2 separate regions of the Homo sapiens genome follow, and region 1 is linked to region 2. A link is a loop called in an ENCODE intact Hi-C map of the cell type or tissue named here. Cell type or tissue: mammary epithelial cell. All regions are shown on one strand. Links, peaks and the distances in the headings refer to the core of each region. The heading gives the core; the rest is flanking DNA.

The links. Peaks named below come from ENCODE experiments on the same cell type or tissue, not always from the same donor. Only the 100,000 strongest peaks of a DNase experiment are listed, where the experiment ranks them.
Region 1: a loop joins it to region 2, with 2.0 times the contacts of the local background. A loop is called at or near these places in 2 of 110 quality-filtered maps.

What each region holds. Positions count from the first base shown.
Region 1 is chr1:218,515,064-218,525,702 of GRCh38, forward strand. LINC02869 (long intergenic non-protein coding RNA 2869) reads left to right here. Exons shown (of 3, transcript NR_146760.1): 2 at 8,290-8,387; 3 at 10,344-10,639. Among named protein-coding and RNA genes, the nearest start is that of LINC02869, 10 kb to the left of the region's middle. In mammary epithelial cell, for the core only: a CTCF peak has its summit at 6,711 (motif pointing left); no DNase peak of the experiment used is centred there.
Region 2 is chr1:218,421,410-218,432,048 of GRCh38, forward strand. The region is part of intron 2 of TGFB2 (transforming growth factor beta 2); the gene reads left to right. Among named protein-coding and RNA genes, the nearest start is that of TGFB2-OT1, 16 kb to the right of the region's middle. In mammary epithelial cell, for the core only: no CTCF peak of the experiment used is centred there; DNase peaks (open chromatin) are centred at 4,492 and 5,032; H3K27ac peaks cover 1,527 bases.

The sequences.
Region 1 (10,639 bases), core at 1,781-9,780, 94 kb after region 2:
CAGCAGGGTTAGGATTGCCCATCTCTTTAGTACTTGGACTATTACCTGTGGGTCTTGAACATTTTTGCAGGATATACAGGCAGAGGAGAGGAGGATGTTAGAGAAAGACTAAAGACTTCTGGAGTCAGCAGCCATGCAATCATGGTATTTAAGCACTCTAAGACTCATTTTTCTCTTCTTAAAAGCAGTATATTGGCCAGGCATGGTAGCTCATGCCTGTAATCCCAGCACTTTGGGAGGCCGAGGCAGGCGGATCATGAGGTCAGGAGTTCGAGAGCAGTCTGGCCAACCTGGTGAAATCCCGCCTCTACTAAAAATACAAAAATTAGTCGGGCTTGGTGGTATGCACCTGTAATCCCAGCTTACCCGGGAGGCTGAGGCAGAAGAATTGCTTGAACCCGGGAGGTGGAGGTTGCAGTGAGTCGGGATCACACCACTGCAGTCCAGCCTGGGCAACAGAGCAAGACTCCATCTCAAACAACAACAAAAAAAGCAGTATATTAATACTTCATGAAGAAGGTATAAGAATTAAAAATGTATAAGATCCCTCTTTTTGTATGGAACACCCAATATTTCCTAATAAACAGTGACTAAGTTCCTATCTTTATAACTTTGTCATGGGGTCCCTATCTGCTCTGCAGAGATAGCTGGATGAGTTATGCCTCTGAGAAGGCAGGGGTGGCTGCAAACTGTGGATTTTGTCAGACCCACTTAAAAGCAGATATAGGGAGGCTAGTGATTTGAACAATTGGTATATAAGTACTAGATGAGAGTCTCCATGATACAGAAACTATGGCTCATGTAAGTGTTTTTTTGCTTTTTACTGTTGACAGGGTAAGCCTTGGACAGGAATTGGGAGTCCTTCAAATTTGTCTTAATGGTCCTGACCTCTCCATTCTATGGCTCCTTTCTCCCAGTGTCTATCTCCCTATCAAATCTTACTCTCTGAAAGCTCTTTGCTCTCCTAATCTCAACCTGGTGAGATTGACTGTTACCATAAGCTCCTATTACGTGTGTCATATCCTTCAGGTGTACTCAGGTGGAAATAGACCAGGTGGAGAACCACTGTTTTTGCATTTTCAGTGTTAATCCTTATTGCTAACTGGGAATTGAAGGGCTCTCTCTTCTACTGAGGGAATCTCAGATACCAGCAAGCAGGTAAGAAAGACTAAAGTGCCTTAGATAGCTTCTACATGTAGATAAGATTGACCCTGTGTTCAAACTGAAGCTAACTATGTTATGTCCTTCTAATATGGACACGTAGCATCAGAAAAATCAAAATACATACATGGTACACACAACTGCCATTTGAAGCCAGTTTTTCTCATTGTAGGAAACTACTACAGGGGCAATCTCCAACCAGATTCTTTTACTAAAACATAGCGTTTTGTTAGAATAAAAATGCTCTTAGAGCCTCTGTTAAAGGAAATAACTCTTTTGTTTTCATGATTTGAACCTCAGAAACTGAAAACACCTCGGGAAAGAAAAAGGACCCCTTCAGCTCTGCTGGGATTCTGCAGTGTGGCTCCAGCATGTCTAGGGGTTTCAAACCTGATGCTAAGACCATCAGTCCTGCGATAAGGAGGAAGCTTAAAATAGCAGGAACAAAGGACAGCTTATACAGTCCATAGAATATGAAGTGATGACAAGCACAGCAAAAAGAATTTGAGAGTGAAAAGGAAATTGCACAAGAGGGCAGGATAAAGAGATCCTAAATACCCCTAGTTTCAGTTTCTAGGAGGGGAAAAAATTCAAAGAATATTCCTACCTTTCAAAGGTATTTGTTCAAATGCAATGGCCTCCACTTAGTCTACCAGAGTTCTTTATCTCAGTTATCTAACTCTTTGGATTTGCTCACGTGAGCTGAAAATCTCAGAGGCTTTTTTCCTGAGGTTCTCGAAAGACCCTGTTGCAGGCTTGAGGGGAAGATCATAGCTTTTTGTTTCGTTACCACTAGAATGGGTGACCAGGTGCTATGCCATTTCTTTTAGCTTTACAATAAAAAGGAGCTTCTTACCCACTCTTTTCTCAGCAGTACTATGGCAAGAGATCCCCAGAAGGAAAGACAGAGGGAGCTGAACAGTATTTAGTAAATCTGAACCACCTGGGATGTTTCTTTTCGATAATACACCCTCTCTTCAGAAAAAAAAAAATGTTCCACATTATATGCCGATAACATCCTCTATTCTCTGCTTAGTTTGATCATTATGGGTACTTTGGGAAAGCATCTTATACTTTGTAAGTGACAGAGCTACCAAGACCTATTTGTATCGGGTACCAAGCTAGATAGAAACTGTATATAATTCACTCACTACATTCTTGTAGAAACAGAATGTGGTAGCTATTTTTGGTCCTGTTTTGAAGTGACAGAATTGAGGCATAAAGAAGTTAATTTGTTTAGCCCATGCTCACAAATCTTGTAAGCAGCAGGATTCAGACTATGGTACGTAAGATTATAAACGCCTGCATTTCTCTGGTGGCCGTGAGATGTAGGCAACATAATCAGCCAAGGAACAGAAAATTAGACACGTGTTGAAATTTGGTAATGAATCATTCTCCTGTCTCCCTCTAAATTCTAAACCAGATAGATAGTGGGATAAGATAAATGAATATCAGTCTTTTTTTTGTACTGGAAATAGCAGATTCGGAAACATGGCTTGGAGGAGAGGCTATAATTAGGTTACCTAATTGCTTCCCCATGAGTTGAACCAATGTACTCACCAAGCTGCAGACAGCCCAGTAAGAATACTGCAGGCTTTCCCCCTGCCCTAGCTTTCTTGCCCAGGGAAGGAGTGAAATTGGGACATGTTGGAATCTGTTGGAAGGGGCTGGTTACACTGCCCTTTCCTCCATTCTTGCCAGTGTTCAGTTCCTTCTTCCATTCTTGCCAATCTGATAATTTACTCTTCTGCTCTTAGGAAGTAAAGAACAGATAGAAAGGACAAAAACGCCTTTCCCATTTTTTTCCTCTTTGGAATGAAATGTATTTTTTTTCCCTTCCAAGGAAATATGAAGAGGTAGTGTTTAAATGTCTCCCTAAAAGTAATGAAACTATCTTTTTAGAAGTTTCTGTTTTGAATTCGCAGGAAAGATTTGAAATTGTTTCTAGTTGAGCTGAGTTGATTTTAATGCCTATAAACTTTGTGATCAGAGACAATACTTTAGCTTCCAAATTGCAAAATTAATGTTGGCTCATCTGCTTAAAGTCAGATAACTCTACCCTTTGGGTAAGCAAGTGAAACACCCAGTCATTTTGGTGGAGAAAAGCAGTGGAGCCAATTGTTTAACCGGATTGGCCAAAAAAGAAATGAGAGGGATAGATTTCAGATGCAAGCCATATGCTTCTGTTCCAAGGGGAGAAAAGAAAGCAGTCAGAACATTTGGTGGAGAAGGAGGGCCTGAATGCAAATTTACATGAACAAAGGAACAGCCAAGGAGAAAGACATAGAAAGATGATATAACAGCTGCAGACAAATACGCAAGTTAAAGATGACTTTGATACTGGTGAAGAATGCTGACTAATTTTGTCAAGTTTTTGATGCTGAGACAACATCAGAAGCAACTTTCACCTTGTTCAGGGATGACCTTGTGTGTTCAAATTGCAAAGAACTTTGTGTGAGTCAGCAGCACCATCTTTGCATTTAACACAAAGTTGCTTAATTGAGGGACAAGATGATGGTCAAGCTCCAGTTTGATGCTTTTTGAGGGACATTGTGGCCAACATTTAGATTACATACTGTGTTTTTCCTCTTGGAGCTATGATTTCCACTAGAAGAAGGTCAAGAGTGTGACTTTGGCATATTGTGAATAGTTTGGTGATATATCCCAGATTTGTCTAGTGAATTTTAACATTTTGTTGATTAACATTTACTGAGAGTTCTTCACCTGATCTAGTTATTCTGAACATTCTTTGACATGGTTATACTCTCTTTCATCTTGAAAACACATGTGTCAGTCAACCACATAACAACTGGCCCTTTACTGGAAGCAGATCAGAATTTTCATCCCAGGTCTGACACTCACCTTTCTGTGAGCCTGAGGAAGTAACTTTATTCATTCTTTCAACAAATATTTTTTAGGTACCTACATCTTTTCAGCACTGGAGATGATTTCTGCCTTCATGGACTCTAAGCTGAGTGAGGAAGACAGACCATTAAGCAGGTCATTAAAACCAAGTGCCATAAGAGCTATTTTAGGGGACCTACAGGAAGGAGCCTATGGCAGTGCAGAGGAGACACGTCTGTCTTAAAGGGTCAGAGAGAGCTTTCTCATGGTTTAAGCTGAGTCTGAAGAGGTTAAATAAATATCCGAGGAGCAAGTGCTTTGAAAGAAAGGAACTGCGTTTTAGACAGGGAGAAAAGAGAGCTGCAAGCAGGGAACTTGAATTCAGAGAATTTCAGTTTGCTGAGAACACGAAGTGTGAGGAAGGCCAGAGGGAGCCTGGAGAGGTTGGGGGAGAGAGATAAGAGGAATGTGGTGGGAAGTAAGCTGGAAGAAGTAGGTAAGATCTTTGGTTCCTTTAAACACAAAATAGTAATAATAATGTCCACTACACACACAAATTCTGAGAATCAAAGGAGAAAATGTTCACAGAACAGTTTTGTAATCTACAAAGCACTAGACAAAGGCAAGAAGACATTCTGACTGGGGTGTTGGCTGTAAACTGTGGTTCACTTTTCCAGGAGCAGGAACAGTTCTGCCCAGAGTTATGCTCTGAAGATCTTTTTGACCAACGTTGCAATGTGACAGGAGTTTTTTGTGAAAACATAAATTGCAATAATATGGTGTATTTGTGTATTTGTTTTCTATTTCCTTATACATTTTTTATAGATGTCTTTATTAGTTACTATTGGCAATGCCTGGTATATATGGCCAACCAACATGAGAAACATTTCCCAGAACCCTGAAATCATATCATAGAGGCAATGATCACACACAGAGGTGGTTTTAAGTACTCCCTGGACAATTGCTGTTTGCTCTGTCACCATCAATTCTAGGGTCTCTCGGTTGATAGCTGAATCAAGCTTAAGTTTTTTTTTCTATGTCCCAATTCATCCCTTCTTTCTGGTTTTGTTCTCAAGAATAAATTTTAGCAATGCATTGTGAGTAATTTTCTTCAGAAGAGCCAGCCAGTATTTCTCCTCTGTTGGTTAAACCCAAAACCTGGGTTTTTGCACCCAGCTTGTGGCTCAGGTCACTGTGTAAGCCTAGGACTCGTTATTTTTATATTTTCTTCCTCTGATAAGAGAGACTCGGGACACATAAGTGTTAAGCCTATCTAAATGTTTCACCCTGATTTCAAATGGATTTGTCATTTTCTAAGGAAAGGTATGTGTAGCTGGCGGATAGCTATAGTATGTGTACACACTTATAGTATGTGTGAACACTTATAACACTATAGTTTCGCGTAATTTCAGTACCTGGTTTCCAAGCTGCCAAGTTTCTTGAACAGAGAACGTGAGTGAAATTTGAAGCCAGAGGGAAGATGCGAAGAGATTATTAGCTTTTCAACTCTGTTATTTACAATTCCTGTATTTCTCTTAAGGATCCAGAAAAGGAAGTGTCTGAAAAAAAGAACATTTTGCTTAGAACTGATACTTTGGCATTTGGTAATACTTACTTCTCTTGTTTTTTATTTTTTTAGATGGAGTCTTGCTCTGTTGCCCAGGATGGAGTGCAGTGGCATGATCTTGGCTCACTGCAACCTCTGCCTCCCCAGTTCAAGTGATTCTCCTGAGTCAGCCTCTGGAGTAGCTGGGACTTCAGACATGGGCCACCATGCCCGGCTAATTTTTGTATTTTTAGTAGAGACGGATTTCTCCACATTGGTCAGACTAGTCTCAAACTCGTGATTTCAGGTGATCCACCCGTCTTGGCCTCCCAAAGTGCTGGGATTACAGGAGTGAGCCACTGCACCTGGCCAGTAAGACTTATCTTAACACACTTTTTGTTGCTGTTATTTTTGGCACAGACCTTTTTTTTTTTTTAATCATTTTTGGAATCACAATTGTCTTTTTAACTTTGAAGTGTTTTCCCTTATATCTGGAAGACGGGGCGGGTGGTTCAGTGAGGTATCTGAGTTGGTGGAGATGTCTATGTTGGAAGGCAAGTTGGGAAGAGCAACGCAGAACATGGAGAAGGCTACTTTGGGAAGTTGTGGGGGTGCAAATGATATATTTTCTGCTGTTGAGAAGTCCGGTTAGCTTTGGCTTTTGAGAGCGTCACTCTGGGAATGTGCATATGTCTGTGTGTGGGGGCAAGAAGGAGGCCACACCAGTGGGATTATAAAGAGGCTTTGAATTGTACCCCCACCACTCCACCAGAATTGTTAGAAACTTAGTTCCCAGATATCCACTCAACCCTCTTTGGCAGGATCCCTGGGAGGCTCAGTTGTCCTTCTTGGAAGCCAGTAAAATTCTTTGTTGGTGGTTGTGGAGGCCAGCATCTGATCAGCTGCTCAGTAGCCATAGCTGCTGCTTCTGTTGCCCTGGCTGCTGGACTTGGAGGCTTCCTGGTTGCTAGTGACTTGGCTTGCGCGGCTGCGCCCTGTCCCTGCTGGGGCTGGTTTATGTGGCTCTGATGGTTATACATGCCGAAGTCACTCCTCTCCTATGTGTTCCTCAAGTGCTCTTCACAGTGGAGCCAGGAGAACCTTACTGTTCTTTCTTCAATTCCCAGTATGGCCTCACTCTGTTTCTTGCAGCGCCCCCTAGTGTTAGCACACTTTCATTCAGTTATCTTTTCCATCTGTCTCTTGGCTCAAGTTCCTACAGATCAGGGTAGGAATCACATAGGATTGTCCTATTTAGCAAATAAAGATAGAGAATGTCCAGTTAAATTTGAGTTTCAGATAAATAATGAAGAATTTTTTAACATAAGTATGTCTCAAATGTCACATGGGACATACTTATACTAAAACATTCTTCATTGGTTATCTAAAATTCAAATTGAATTGGGTGTCCTGTATTTTATCAATAAATACTAGATTCAAATTAGTGATCTTCCCATTTCCAAGCCCCTCGTTACACTTAGAATATTGCTAGTGTAACAGATCGCATATGGAAAAGAAAGAAATTGGCTCCTTTTTAAAGCAAATTTTAGTATACAAGTACTCTGAGCAATGCAGCTGTGGACCAGGGCTAAGTTAATATGCTTTTTAAGAAGCATGGTTTCCTTAAAGTTTAATATCCAAAAGCTAGCTCCATAGTATTATAGTTTGAATTTCCAAAAGCGTGGACATTGAATTTGGCTTGCGAATAAATCTTTAGGAATTGAATAACTTTTTATTTACATCAAATGAGTAGTAGAATCTAATGATTCAGACATCTGAATTGTGAAAAGTCAAAATATTTGTATATTGATTGGGTCATACAAGGTCATTTTATGGGAAATGTAATGTGAGCAATTATTTTCTTTTTTTTTTTTTTTTTTTTTTGAGACAGAGTCTCGCTCTGTCGCCCAGGCTGGAGTGCAGTGGCATTATCTCGGCTCACTGCAAGCTCTGTCTCCAGGGTTCATGCCATTCTCCTGCCTCAGCCTCCCGAGTAGTTGGGACTACAGGCGCCCGCCACCACGCCTAGCTAATTTTTGTATTTTTAGTAGAGACGGGATTTCATCGTGTTAGCCAGGATGGTCTCGATCTCCTGACCTTGTGATCCGCCTGCCTCAGCCTCCCAAAGTGCTGGGATAACAGGCGTGAGCCACCGCACCCGACCTATTTCCCTTTTTTTTTTTTTGGATGTAAAAATGTAATTCATTTTAGGGGGAAGGGACATTGTGTCTGCATGGTGGCAACAGTTTAGTGAACAGATCCACAAACGTCTGTCAATAAAAACAAACAACTTCCCAAAAGTCCATCAATGGGACAGCTCCACATATCCAGATAGATAGATACATCGAAAGATAAATAGATAGATAGATAGATAGATAGATAGATAGATAGATAGATAGATGATAGAATGAATAATATTCAGCCATCAAAAGAAAGGGGATTCTGATACATGCCATGGCATGGATAAACCTTGAGGACATTATACTAAGTGAAATAAGTCAATTACAAGAGGACAAATATCACATGATTCCATATATATATATGATAAGGTATATTCTAGATGCTTATAAAAGAAAGGTACCTAGAATAGTTAAATTCATAAAGACAGAAAGTAAAATGGTGGTTGCCAGGGGCTAGGGGGAGGGGAGAAATGGAGAGTTGTTTAATGGTGTGAGTTTTTTATTGTATTTATTTATTTATTATTTATTTTTTAAGACGGAGTCTCATTCTGTTGCCAGGCTGGAGTGCAATGGTGCAATCTTGGCTCACTGCAACCTCCGCCTCCTGGGTTCAAATGATTCTCCTGCCTCAGCCTCCCAAGTAGCTGGGACTACAGGTGCGTGCCACCACCCCCTGCTAAAAATAAAGACAAAAATAAACTGAGTCTGCAGAGGTTAAATAAATATTCGAGGAACAAGTGTTTTAGACAGGGAGACAAGAGAGCTGCGAGCAGGGAACTTTAATTCAGAGAATTTCGGTTTGCTGAGAACATGAAGTGTGAGGAAGGCCGGAGGGAGCTTCAATAACTACAAACATGTTGCTTTAATAATTTGATTACAGATTGAGAAAAAAGGTTTATTTTCTTACTTACCCATCATTTTGACAAATTAGAGTAATAAGGGAGATGTGTGGATAAGGATTTCTGACAGCACTGGCACTGGGGAAAACAAATGTCACTAGCTATCTCAGTAGGAGCTGCACAAAATGCAATTTCCTTTTTCGTTCCTTTTGTATTTCCTGATTTTACCTACACGTGTTGTTCTTGCTATATGAAGTCATAAGAATATTTAACTTCTAAATGGGGGACAGAAATAAATGAGAATAGTCAGACTCCAAATATAACCATTTAGAGCAATGATAAAATGATATTTCAAATTAATGAATAAATCATTTATTACATGCTACTTCCTTAAACAATGTCTTTAACATGATGTTAATGACTCTCTTTTAGTAAATTGTTCTCCAGGTAATTCCCACCTGATATTTTTCTCCAAGAGACAATTTTAGTCCCCAGGAAGAAGCCTACATTTTGACACTTTTGCAGCCAAAAGACTGGGCGGTTTTTTGGCTGACACCATAATTTTAAGAAGTGGTTTTTCTTTTGTAAAAGTAACCTGGAGTCTTCAAACAGCTGGCAACTTTTGGATTTTTGTGTAAAATATTTAGGGAAGAAATGTGAAATATTCAGTATAAAATATCTCAGTTCATAAGCTGAGGTGCTACTGATTTAAGTAAAGTGGAGAATAAAATAGAGTCAGTGATTTACTCAGTTTACTCATTCATCCCATTCATTGATTCACTGGGCAAATATGAATCAAGGATTTACTAGGTCAGGTAGTATTTTGAGTTTGATTTTGGTGGATGAGCAGTCAGGCCTTTTGAGTGGAGATACTGTGAAGCTTTTGTTTCCCTGGTAGTTTTCTTTTTTGTATGAATTATCTAGATAATTGTGTAAACCTTCATATTAACTTTGGCTGTATATTGAAGCAGATAGTCTGAGTCCTAACACTGAAATGATACTCCAGTACATTGAGAAGGAAGAAAGCAATGTTACCGATGCTTAAATGCCACGGCATCCTGCCCACAAGAGGCTCTTGGGCATAGCTTACATTTCTCTGTCTCATTGCACACTCATGGGGATATTCTCAAGCCCTCTCCATGTGTGCTCTGCCTGAGTGCCAAACTCGCTGCTGGTCACTGATGTGATCCCACAGCTAGCAGCCTGGCTATCCTCCCCTTCATTTGAACAGAGGAAGTTCTTCACCTTTTAGAACCCAATATTCACTCCCAGCTTTCCTACTTGAAAATTCGTTTGTTATCCTTCCCATATTTTCTCTAAACAAACTTTCTCAGAATGTTGTTAAAATTCTGAAAGGGATGACAAAAACTGTTGGTACAGGAAGGCGGCAGAGCAAGGATATGTCCAGTGGGAGAAAAGTTAAACCATTGCATGCCAATAAACAAAGGTGAGTGCTGGGAAGCCAACTGACCTGCTATGTGGCACGAATGAATGAAACAAACCACTGTATTCCAGAAACAGGAAATAATGTCCATTAAGAAATAACTGTTTCCCGTTTTGTTCCATCAGTCATAAAATGTCATCACGTGAGTTGTGATCAGTCTGTAACTCTATCCACATGATGCTTCAGCTTTTGTTCTCTCTTTTTCTTTTTGTCGGCCCGGTCTTTGCCTGGGAGGACTTTATGGTTCCACTGGGAGAGAAAGGGAGAAAAAGATCTTCTTGGTACTATTAAGCTTTTAAAGGACATTTGCTTTTTTTCTTTTCCTACAGACCGCAACCAATTGCTCTTCCTTCCCATTGAAAGAAACCCAGGCTGTACCTGCTCTTTCATCTCCTGTGTGGAAAACATCTATCGGCTGGAAGCCCTGAGTCTTCATTTTCAAGGATTTTAGTTGTAAGCTGTTTAAGGCATAAGCTAAAGTTTCAGGCAGAGGTAATTTTAGTAGTTAAGCCTGATTTTTACTTCCACCCTCTGTCCTCCAGGGCTATATGGGAAGCTTTCTGTGAGTGGATAAGCTCTTTAGCTAAGATGTAAACATGTTCCCTGCTATCTGATAAAGGTTCCT
Region 2 (10,639 bases), core at 1,755-9,754:
TTCAGGGGCTTATTTGTCACTTGATCAAATGTGTCTTTCTAATGAAGTCTGTTAACTAATAAGAATATACCAAGCAGGGATTGGGTAAGCTGCCATGAAAAATACTCTGTGGGGGTAATAAGAGAGAGAAAGAACATTTTTTGCTTTGAAGGAGCTCATAGTTAGATTGAGCATTATACTCCCCACAGTATAATTTATGAATCACTACTGTTAGAAGTGGGATTGTGTCCCTTCCCCTACACATAAAAAAAAGATATGTTGAAGTCATAATCCCCAGTACTTTGGAATGTGATCTGATTTGAAAATAGGCTCATTGCAGATATAATTAGTTGAGATGAGGTCATCCTGCAGGAGGGTGGGTCCCTAATCCAGTATGACTGGTGTCCTTATAAAAAGACAGCCATGTGAAGACTCAGTCACAGGGAGCCTGCCATGTGAAGATGAAGGCAGAAATTGAAGCTATGCAACTATAGCCAAGGAACACCAAAAATTGCCAGCAAACCACCAGATGCTAGAAGAGGCAAAGAAGGATCCTCCCTGGAGGCGTCAGAGAGATCATGGCCCAGCCAACACCGTGATTTCAGACTTCTAGCCCCCAGATTTGTGACAGGATAAGTTAGTGTTATAAGTCACCCAGTTTGTGGTACTTTGTTACTACAGTTCTAGGTTACCCATACACCTATCAAGCCAACTCTCCCTAAATCCTAGTATATATTGTTAGAAAAGATAAAAGGGCACTGAAGAGAGAGGAGGATGCCTTCCTTCCTTCCTTCTTTCTTTCTTTCTTCTTGTTTTTTTTGTTTTTTTGTTTTCTTTTTTTTTGTTTTTGACAGAGTCTCGCTCTGTCACCCAGGCTGGAATGCAGTGGTACAATCTTGGCTCGCTGCAGCCTCAACCTCCCAGGCTCAACAGATCCTCCTGCCCCAGCCTTTTGAGTAACTGGGACTACAGATGTGCACCACCATGTCCAGCTAATTTTTAAAAATGTTTTCATAGAGGTGAGGTCTCATTATGTTGCTCAGACTGGTCTCAAACTTCTGGGCTCAAACGATCCTTCCATCTCAGCGTCCCATAGTGCTGAGATTACAGGCGTGAGGCACCACGCCTGGCCTTGTTCTCCCTTCTAATGAACCAGCACATCCCTATTACCTGGACTGTGTTCTCTTAGTGCTGGTTTTTTGGATGTTCATAGTCATCCTTTTACACTCTCCTCTCTACAGGAAATCTTCCCTGACCTCATCTACCTGGCAAGGATAGATGCCCTGCCTGTAACATTTCCTGGTAACCTATGAACACATCGTTTTAAGTTTTTGTTGAGATGTCTATATTCCCTTACTACCCAATGCACTCCTTTAAGAACAGGCACCATCTTATTATCCTGGGGTATACGTATAATGCAATGCTTTGCTTACAGCCAGTGCTTAATATTTGTTGAACTAAACTGGAGGAAGTGAGGTATAAAATAAAATCAAACAAATGAATAAATGAGGACTCAAGTGCATACAAGATGCTCGGCAATGAATGAATGACTGAACAAACAAATTAACTGATCATATTAAATATTTGAATATTATTAGTTATTATTATTACTTTGAATGAGGGTAAAAGGCTCCTCCAAAGCCAATGAAAGCCTTCCAGAGTATGGATGTGGGAGTGATGTGTTGGAGAATCATTTGTTCCTGCTGTAGGTAAGCCAAGAAATGCTCACAAGAGTGTGTTCTCTGTGCCTGTCTGCCTGAGAGAAAATCTTGGTCTTTAATAACACGGTTTTGACCTAGAGAGTCAGATTTCTCCAAAATTAATCAATGAATATGTATTCTACCAGTGTCAGCAAACCAAAATATAAGGGTTTGTGGGGATTTAAATAAGTTTATGTTTCCCTCTCTCTTGTATGGGCTTAATATTCTATTGGAGGAAATGGACATTTCCACACATCCAGGATTACCCTTGAAGCCACTATGCGCAAGGGACCACATGCTCAGCAAATCCCGTAGCATTGCATGGGGAACTAGGGAAAGGGACCTGACTTTAGTTTAGAGTGAAAGTAAGCATGTCATTGAAAAACTGGGCTTCAAGTTTGGATTAGAAGAGTGGAAAGGCTTGTTTTGTTTTGTTTTTTAGGAGAAAACTGGAGGAGGGAAAGGCATTCTGATAGGGTTGCTAGTTAGAAGCCAAAGTTTGGAAGTTTGGAGTATATAATCCATGTTTTAGAGATATTGTTTAGATTAGGCTTCTAGGGATGAAAGGCGCGTGTGAGATGATAGGTTGGTGGCCAGTTGTGTTATCAATACTGAACTAAGGAATCTGGAGTTTATTCACTAGGCATTAGAAGCCTCTGAAAGTTTTTGACAAGGTAGGGAACATAATCATAACAATAACTCACACGTATTGAATACCAGGCAATGTGACTGATGCTCTCCCTACTCCGTGACACTTAATTTTCTCGACAAACATACAAGGTGCGTTTTACTATTCCTTTTCATTGATGAGAGAATTATAGATCCAGTAAGCCATAGTTTAGGCTTGTCTGACTCCAAAGCCTCTGCACCTTTTCGCTACGCTAATGATTTTCAAAGGCACTTGGCACAGCCCTATGGCTTCTTCAAAGAACTCTAAGGGACCACTGAGTAAATGGAATGGATTGATTGTCAGGTGGCCCAGATGGCCAGGACCCTTAGTCAATGAGTGAAATTCCACTTTTTTCTGCTGTATACCCTGCATATCACAGAGTGTTGATTTCAGAAATGGCCACCAGGAAGGAGGTAACTAAGAAGCCAGCAACAGGTTCTGGTTTTGGCCTTATGATTTTAACATTGTTATCACCAACATGATGAAGACATTGGCTGCACTGTTGCTAGTGCTCTGTGGCTCCGAAGAGTAGCTTATACATTGAATAGCAAACTGAAAATTCAGAGAGATTCCAAAAGGCTAAAACTTGGGTCAGATAATAGAGTTCAACATTAACAGATATATATGTGTAATTTGCATTTATGTTTGAAAAATGAATTATATAAATACAGGCTACAGCAGTGGTTCTCAGAGTAATCCCTGGTTAGCAGCTTCTACATCACCTGGGAACTTGTTAGAAATGCAGATTCTTGGGCCTCCACCTCATCCTATTAAATCAGAGGCTCTGGGGATGGGGCTTAGCAATCTGTGTTAATGAGCACTCCAGATGTTTCTGAAGCAGGCTAACATTGGAGACCACTGGGCTAGAAAGACCAACCCTCCTCCCTTCTTGCTTTGCATTATTTCTTTCTCTTTATTCCACCTCATTCCAGAAAGGATTTGGAGTGGAAAAATCTGACTTAACAACAGTTTGTGAATAAGAACAAAGGTTTTATTTTACAAAAAAATTTCTGTGACTCAATGATGTGTTGTGGCTGCTGCCAAAAGTAAATAGTTTGCATTAAAAGTAGTGACCAGAACAAGGGAAGCAATAGCTACTCCCCTCTTCACATTTGACAGGTTCTGTATATCTCCATATTCTGTTAGACCATATCTGGAGTTTGTTGAGGAACTAATTTTAAGAAGACATTGGAAAGGGTTTTAACAAGGATGGTGACACACCTTGAACTTTTGCCTTAAAGGGATCAGTTGAGGGAAGCCACCTCTTGTGACTAGAGCCTGACATGGAAAAGAAAGAATTTTACATCTTGCTCCAGAGGGCGAAAAACAATATTGGAAAGCCTTCTCCACTGGTATTAAGAGGGAAAGACATTAGTCCAGGCTCTTCCTGAAGGGCTTTGTTAACACACCTAAGTGCTTCAGGCTTCCGTTTTTTGTTTGTTTGTTTGTTTGTTTTTGTTTTTTATTTAGTTGGAGTCTTGCTCCATCACGGAGGCTGGAGTGCAGTGGTGTGTTCTCGGCTCACCACAAGCTCCGTCTCCTGGGTTCACGCCATTCTCCTGCCTCAGCCTCCCGAGTAGCTGGGATTACAGGTGCCAGCCACCACGCCCGGCTAATTTTTTGTATTTTTAGTAGAGACGGGATTTCACCGTGTTAGCCAGGATGGTCTTGATCTCCTGACCTCATAATCTGCCCACCTCAGCCTCCCAAAGTGCTAGGATTACAGATGTGAGCCACCGTGCCCGACCTGGTCTTCTGTTTCTTTTAGAATGCAGATAATAAGGGCCATGATGTTCATCCCACAAGATTTCTGTGAAGGGCTAAAAACATGGCAAAAAGTTCAAATATTTGAAAAACTACAATGGTTGTACAAATATGAGGCAATGGCGCTATTATTAAGGAAGACTAGTTGATGGAAATTTTAAGTCCAAGATAATGGAGAATCTCAACAATATGGATTGTCCAAAAGGGGGACGACCTTTCTCATTAAATAGTGAGTTCACGGTCATGAGAGGCCTTTAGACAAAGAGATGTTAGAGAATGAACTGTATGGGATTGAAGCAGATGGTTTCAAAGTGCCTTGCCAATGCCAGTATTTCATAATGCTGAAGTGAATGACTTGAGGTCAGGCAGATCTGAGAGACTCGTGCTCACAGCCAGCAGAGTGAATGTTTGATTCATCATTTGTTCATCACTACTTGCAAGTCACTGCAAACATTTAAAACATTTAAATACATTTAAACACTGAACACACTTAAAGATATTTAATGATTAAACATATTTAAAGCGTTAAAAACATTAAATGCATTTAAAAACAAGATGGGCCCACACTAATGAACCTGGTGTCAATTTTTCTCTACAGCACTATAGTTAAATTCCCTTTGCATTAGAAGTCTGATTGAATAGCCCCATGGTCTCCTGTGGATCTGTTGATGTATGAATTTGGAAAGTAACATTGAATTCCCAATGCTTTCTTATAACTCTTTGCAATGTCTCATAGACGTGTAAGAGATGTTGCCCTTAGTGTCTAACCCAAGTCCTGAGTTGTTTTACAGCATTTTTATTTTAAGGTTAAGATTTCTTCTGGCTATAATTTTGCATCTAGACTTCTACTTGTTTTTTCCCCCCTCAAACTATTGGGTAACATCAGTGACTTTCACCTTTATCCACTGCCCAGTTGGCTGCTTTCCAATGGCAGAGAAATGAATGGATGCTTTTGTGTAGGGAGTTGTGTAATTCAATGAAGAGCTTGGAGCCTTGCTGAAGGCGATATGTGGGTATTTCACACATATTATATCTAATGATTATATATCAGTAATGTAATGAAGGTGGCATTCAAACATCACTGTGGGTGGCAGCTAAGCCAAAGACAGCTAAATCTTATTTTTAATACATGAGAAGCCCCCTTTTCTAATTCAATCAGAAACAGTTGTTGGTCAGTTAAAGATTAAAAAATCAGTTAAAGCCAGGGATTAGAAAAACATAGGAGAGAGAAACAGAAAGAGAGAGATGCAAACCTTAAATTTTTAAAACTTAAAACAAATATATATGTATGTACATATGGATGTATACATACACATTCACATGCTGAGGCTGAGTTCTTTTTGTGAAAGGCCAAGGACTTTTCTTTGACATGGATGTGCCAATTACCAATCCATGTCATTTTGTTTTGTATAAATCACATTTATAGTGCATCATCTACAATTTCTATTTTTATTTTTCTGAAGTAGAGATGTTTAAGGACAATTGCTGAGCAACCTGAGTGTAGGATTCTTCTAACTTTTTATCGTATTATTTCTTCTGTAGCTGTCTCTCTCACACCTAAAATTAGAAAAAAAATTATTGTGATAAAATATACATAATATAAACATTACAGTTTAACCATCCTTTAAGTATACAAGTCAGCAGCATTAAGTACATTCACCACAATATTGTATAGCCATCACCACTATCCATTTCTAGAACTTTTTTTATCGCCAGCAGAAACTCTGTACCCATTAAACAATACCTTCTAATTACCTTCTACACCCCTACTAACCTCTAACCTCTATTCTGCTTCTTTTTTTTCTTCTTATTTATTTATTTTATTATTATACTTTAAGTTCTAGGGTACATGTGCACAATGTGCAGGTTTGTTACATATGTATACATGTGCCATGTTGGTGTGCTGCACCCATTAACTTGTCATTTACATTAGGTATATCTCCTAATGCTATCCCTCCCCTCTCCCCCCACCTCAGGACAAGCCCCAGTGTGTGATGTTCCCCTTCCTGTGTCCAAGTGTTCTCATTGTTCAATTCCCACCTATGAGTGAGAACATGCGGTGTTTGGTTTTCTGTCCTTGCGATAGTTTGCTGAGAATGATGGTTTCTAGCTTCATCCATGTCCCTACAGAAGACATGAACTCATCCTTTTTTTGACTGTGTAGTATTCCATGGTGTATATGTGCCACATTTTCTTAATCCAGTCTATCATTGATGGGCATTTGGGTTGGTTCCAAGTCTTTGCTATTGTGAATAGTGCCGCAATAAACATTCGTGTGCATGTGTCTTTATAGCAGCATGATTTATAATCCTTTGGGTATATACCCAGTAATGGGATGGCTGGGTCAAATGGTATTTCTACTTCTAGACCCTTGAGGAATTGCCACACTGTCTTCCACAATGGTTGAACTAGTTTACAGTCCCACCAACAGTGTAAAAGTGTTCCTATTTCTCCACATCCTCTCCAGCACCTGTTGTTTCCTGACTTTTTAATGACTGCCATTCTAACTGGTGTGAGATGGTATCTCATTGTGGTTTTGATTTGCATTTCTCTGATGGCCAGTGATGATGAGCATTTTTTCATGTATCTGTTGGCTGCATAAATGTCTTCTTTTGAGAAGTGTCTGTTCATATCCTTTGCCTACTTTTTGATGGGGTTGTTTGATTTTTTCTTGTAAATTTGTTTAAGTTCTTTGTAGATTCTGGATATTAGCCCTTTGTCAGATGGGTAGATTGCAAAAATTTTCTCCCATTCTGTAGGTTGCCTGTTCACTTTGATGGTAGTTTCTTTTTGCTGTGCAGAAGCTCTTTAGTTTAATTAGATCCCATTTGCCAATTTTGGCTTTTGTTGCCATTGCTTTTGGTGTTTTAGACATGAAGTCCTTGCCCATGCCCATGTCCTGAATGGTATTGCCTGGGTTTTCTTCTAGGGCTTTTATGGTTTTAGGTCTAACATTTAAGTCTTTAATCCATCTTGAATTAATTTTTGTATAAGGTGTAAGGAAGGGATCCAATTTCAGCTTTCTACATATGGCTAGCCAGTTTTCCCAGCACCATTTATTAAATAGGGAATCCTTTCTCCATTTCTTGTTTTTGTCAGGTTTGTCAAAGATCAGATGGTCGTAGATGTGTGGTGTTATTTCTGAGGGCTCTGTTCTGTTCCATTGATCTATATCTCTGTTTTGGTACCAGCACCATGCTTTTTTGGTTACTGTAGCCTTGTAGTATAGTTTGAAGTCAGGTAGCATGATGCTTCCAGCTTTGTTCTTTTGGCTTAGGTTTGTCTTGGCAATGTGGGCTCTTTTTTGGTTCCATATGAACTTTAAAGTAGTTTTTTCCAATTCTGTGAAGAAAGCCACTGGTAGCTTGATGGGGATGGCACTGAATCTATAAATTACCTTGGGCAGTATGGCCATTTTCACGATATTGATTCTCCCTATCCATGAGCATCTTTTTTTTTTTTTTTTTTTTTTTTCTGAGACAGAGTCTTGCTCTGTCAGCCAGGCTGGAGTGCAGTGGCACGATCTCAGCTCACTGCAACCTCCGCCTCCTGGGCTCAAGCAATTTTCCTGCCTCAGTCTCCCGAGTAGCTGGGATTACAGGTGTGTGCCACAACACCCAGCTAATTTTTGTATTTTTAATAGAGACGGGGTTTCACCATGTTGGCCAGGCTGGTCTCAAACTCCTGACCTCAGGTAATCCACCTGCCTTGGCCTCCCAAAGAGCTGGGATTACAGGCGTGAGCCACTGTGCCTGGCCTATTCTGCTTTTTATCTCTATGAATTTGCCTATTTAAAGTACCTTTTGTAAGTGGAATCACAATATTTGTCCTTCTGTGTCAGCTTATTTCACTTAGCATAATCCTCAGAGTTCATCCATGTCATGTAGCATGTGTCTGAATTTTATTCTTTCTTATGGCTGAATAATATCTTAGTGGATGAGTGTACTACATTTTGTTTATGCATTCATCTCTTGATGAGTACTTGAATTTTTTCCCACCTTTTGACTATTGTGAGTAATGCTGCTATGAACATTGATGTATAAGTATTGCTTGAGTGCCAGCTTTCAGTTCTTTTGGCTATATATCTTAAGAATGGAATTTCTGGATCATGGGGTAATTCAATGTTTGCCTTTTTGAGGAACTAGCAAACTGTTTTCCAAAAAACTTTCTTTCCTATAGGAACTTGTCTTTATGAAGACTTTCCAAGACAGTCAACTGGCTTTCGGAGAAGAAACAGCTCTCTTTACTTTTGGTCCTGCATTTCATCAGTTTCTAGACCATTTAATTAACTTGCATAATTACAATAACAAGTCCAAGTGTCATAAGCAGGTTTAGAAATGTATATCATTTCATGCTTTCTAGGGAAAAAAAGAAATGTATAAAATTGATATTTGTTAAGCATACAACTCAACTGGTAAGAGTGGAAGTGCTTGGAGAGTAACTTTCCCCAATGATCCCCAGTGTGCTTTGGGCATCAGCCAATATATATTATAAAACACAGAATTAATGGAGAATGCTGGTTACTCTGGCCAGTTAAGGGGAGGCCAGTTAAGAGAGCTTCTACTATTCAACTAAATTATCTTTGTCATGATAAGATACATAAAGAGGCCGGGCGTGGTAGCTCAAGCCTGTAATCCTAGCACTTTGGGAGGCTGAGGTGGGTGGCTCGAGACCAGCCTGGGCAACATGGCAAAACCCCGTCTCTACTAAAAATATAAAAAATTAGCCGGGCATGGGTGGCGCACACCTGTAGTCCCAGCTACTCCGGAGTCTGAGGCGAGAGAATCACTTGAACCCTGGAGGCGGAGGTTGCAGTGAGCCAAGATCACACCACTGTACTCCAACCTGGGTGATAGAGTGAGACCCTGTCTCAAAAAAAAAAAAAGTATAAAGAAATTTAGAAGCAAATGACTCATGAATCTAGAAAAACAATTAACAGCTACATATCCACAACTACTAACATTCAATACTCTTGTTGTTTGGAGACCTGAGAAAGACAGACAGCAAAGGCTAAAATAGAATGGGAAGTTGACTGATCTGGTCACTTCCTGTATAAACTTTTGAATGTAAGCAGCAGGTTGATTTTCCATGCCTTCTTCTCTTACAGTTCAATTTAGTGTGGGTGATAAATGGGAGATAAACAGAGGATAGTGAGGTTGTGCCTATTCTTAGGAAGAAGATACCTTTCAAGTTAAGATTCAAGACTTTACGATGTGATTAGAAGGTTTTCTAGATAGTTCTGAAGCAAAATCATGAAGCTGTAGGAGGAATACTTTTATATAGCATCATTCATCCTTGTTAGCAACCCAAATGATTAAAGGTTTGGGAAATTACACCTTTAAATATGGTCTAAAGGAACTGGGTTTATTTAGTTTAGAGAAAGCAAGCAAGCACGCTGAGGGGGACTTAATCATAGTCTCCAAGAATATGAGGGATATTCTCTGAGTGATGGAAAGCAGCTGTTTCCTGTTTCCACTAAGGACTGGATAAGAAGAATGGAGTTAACATGCAACAAGTGGGTTAAGAACTCTTTGGCCATGAAGTTCAAGACAACAAATCCACCAGACAAAAGTCGCTACTGTGTTTGAGAATTATGTAGCTAACTAACTGTATTTCTTGGGTGGTTTATATGTGGCCTGTTCATGAGTCTGGAGCTAGTGAAAAAGATCCAGAGGACCTTTCACCCAAGTGAGAGGATGAGATTGTCTGTTTTCTGAGCCTACCAGTGCTCTGTGGTTGAGGAAGCTCTTATCGTAGTTCTCCTAGTAGGATTTAAAAGAGAAAAAGCTTCAGAGTCTCTTTGCTGCTCTTTGGACTCTTTCCAAGTAAGATAATCTAAATGTACTCCTTTTCTATAAGGTGGAAGATTTATATAGATTTGGCATTATGTGTCTTTTCTGCTTATTTGGTCGATATGGCCATAATTTTTAAAAATTCTGTGTCTTTAGTGAAACTGGACATATATATACACACATATATACATGTATATGTATGTATATGTCATAGACATTTGACATGTATATCATAAGTAATTAATTCAGCAATGGAGACAATGTTTAGTTCTAGGTAGTATGTCTAAATGTTAGCTATGTGAATAAGATAATACACTGTGCTAATTAGCAGCACAGAAATATGCAAAGCATTTTGTAAAAATGCACTGTTGCAGATTAGCTAGGGGAAGAATTTAGAGACAAAACGATGAGTTCTGTGAATGTTACCAGTTTTTAGTCAATGAGGCAGATCAGAATGCCTGAAAACTGCTTCTCAACCATTGTTTTTCTTATTCCTGTTCCATAGTAGGTTAATTATACCATTTATTCAGAATTAGATAAGTGATGTCTTACTTTCCCAACTGGGAGTATTTTCAAGGCAAGGTTTGATTCCTAGGAGATGGACTGCTATTAAGCTGTATCTTTAAAGCTGTAGCTTTATGCCAACATTCATTGTGTATACGTTCCACTATCTTATATTTTCATCTTGTACCAGCATTTATTTTAATCTTATTTAAAAATCTTTGCCTCTGTCA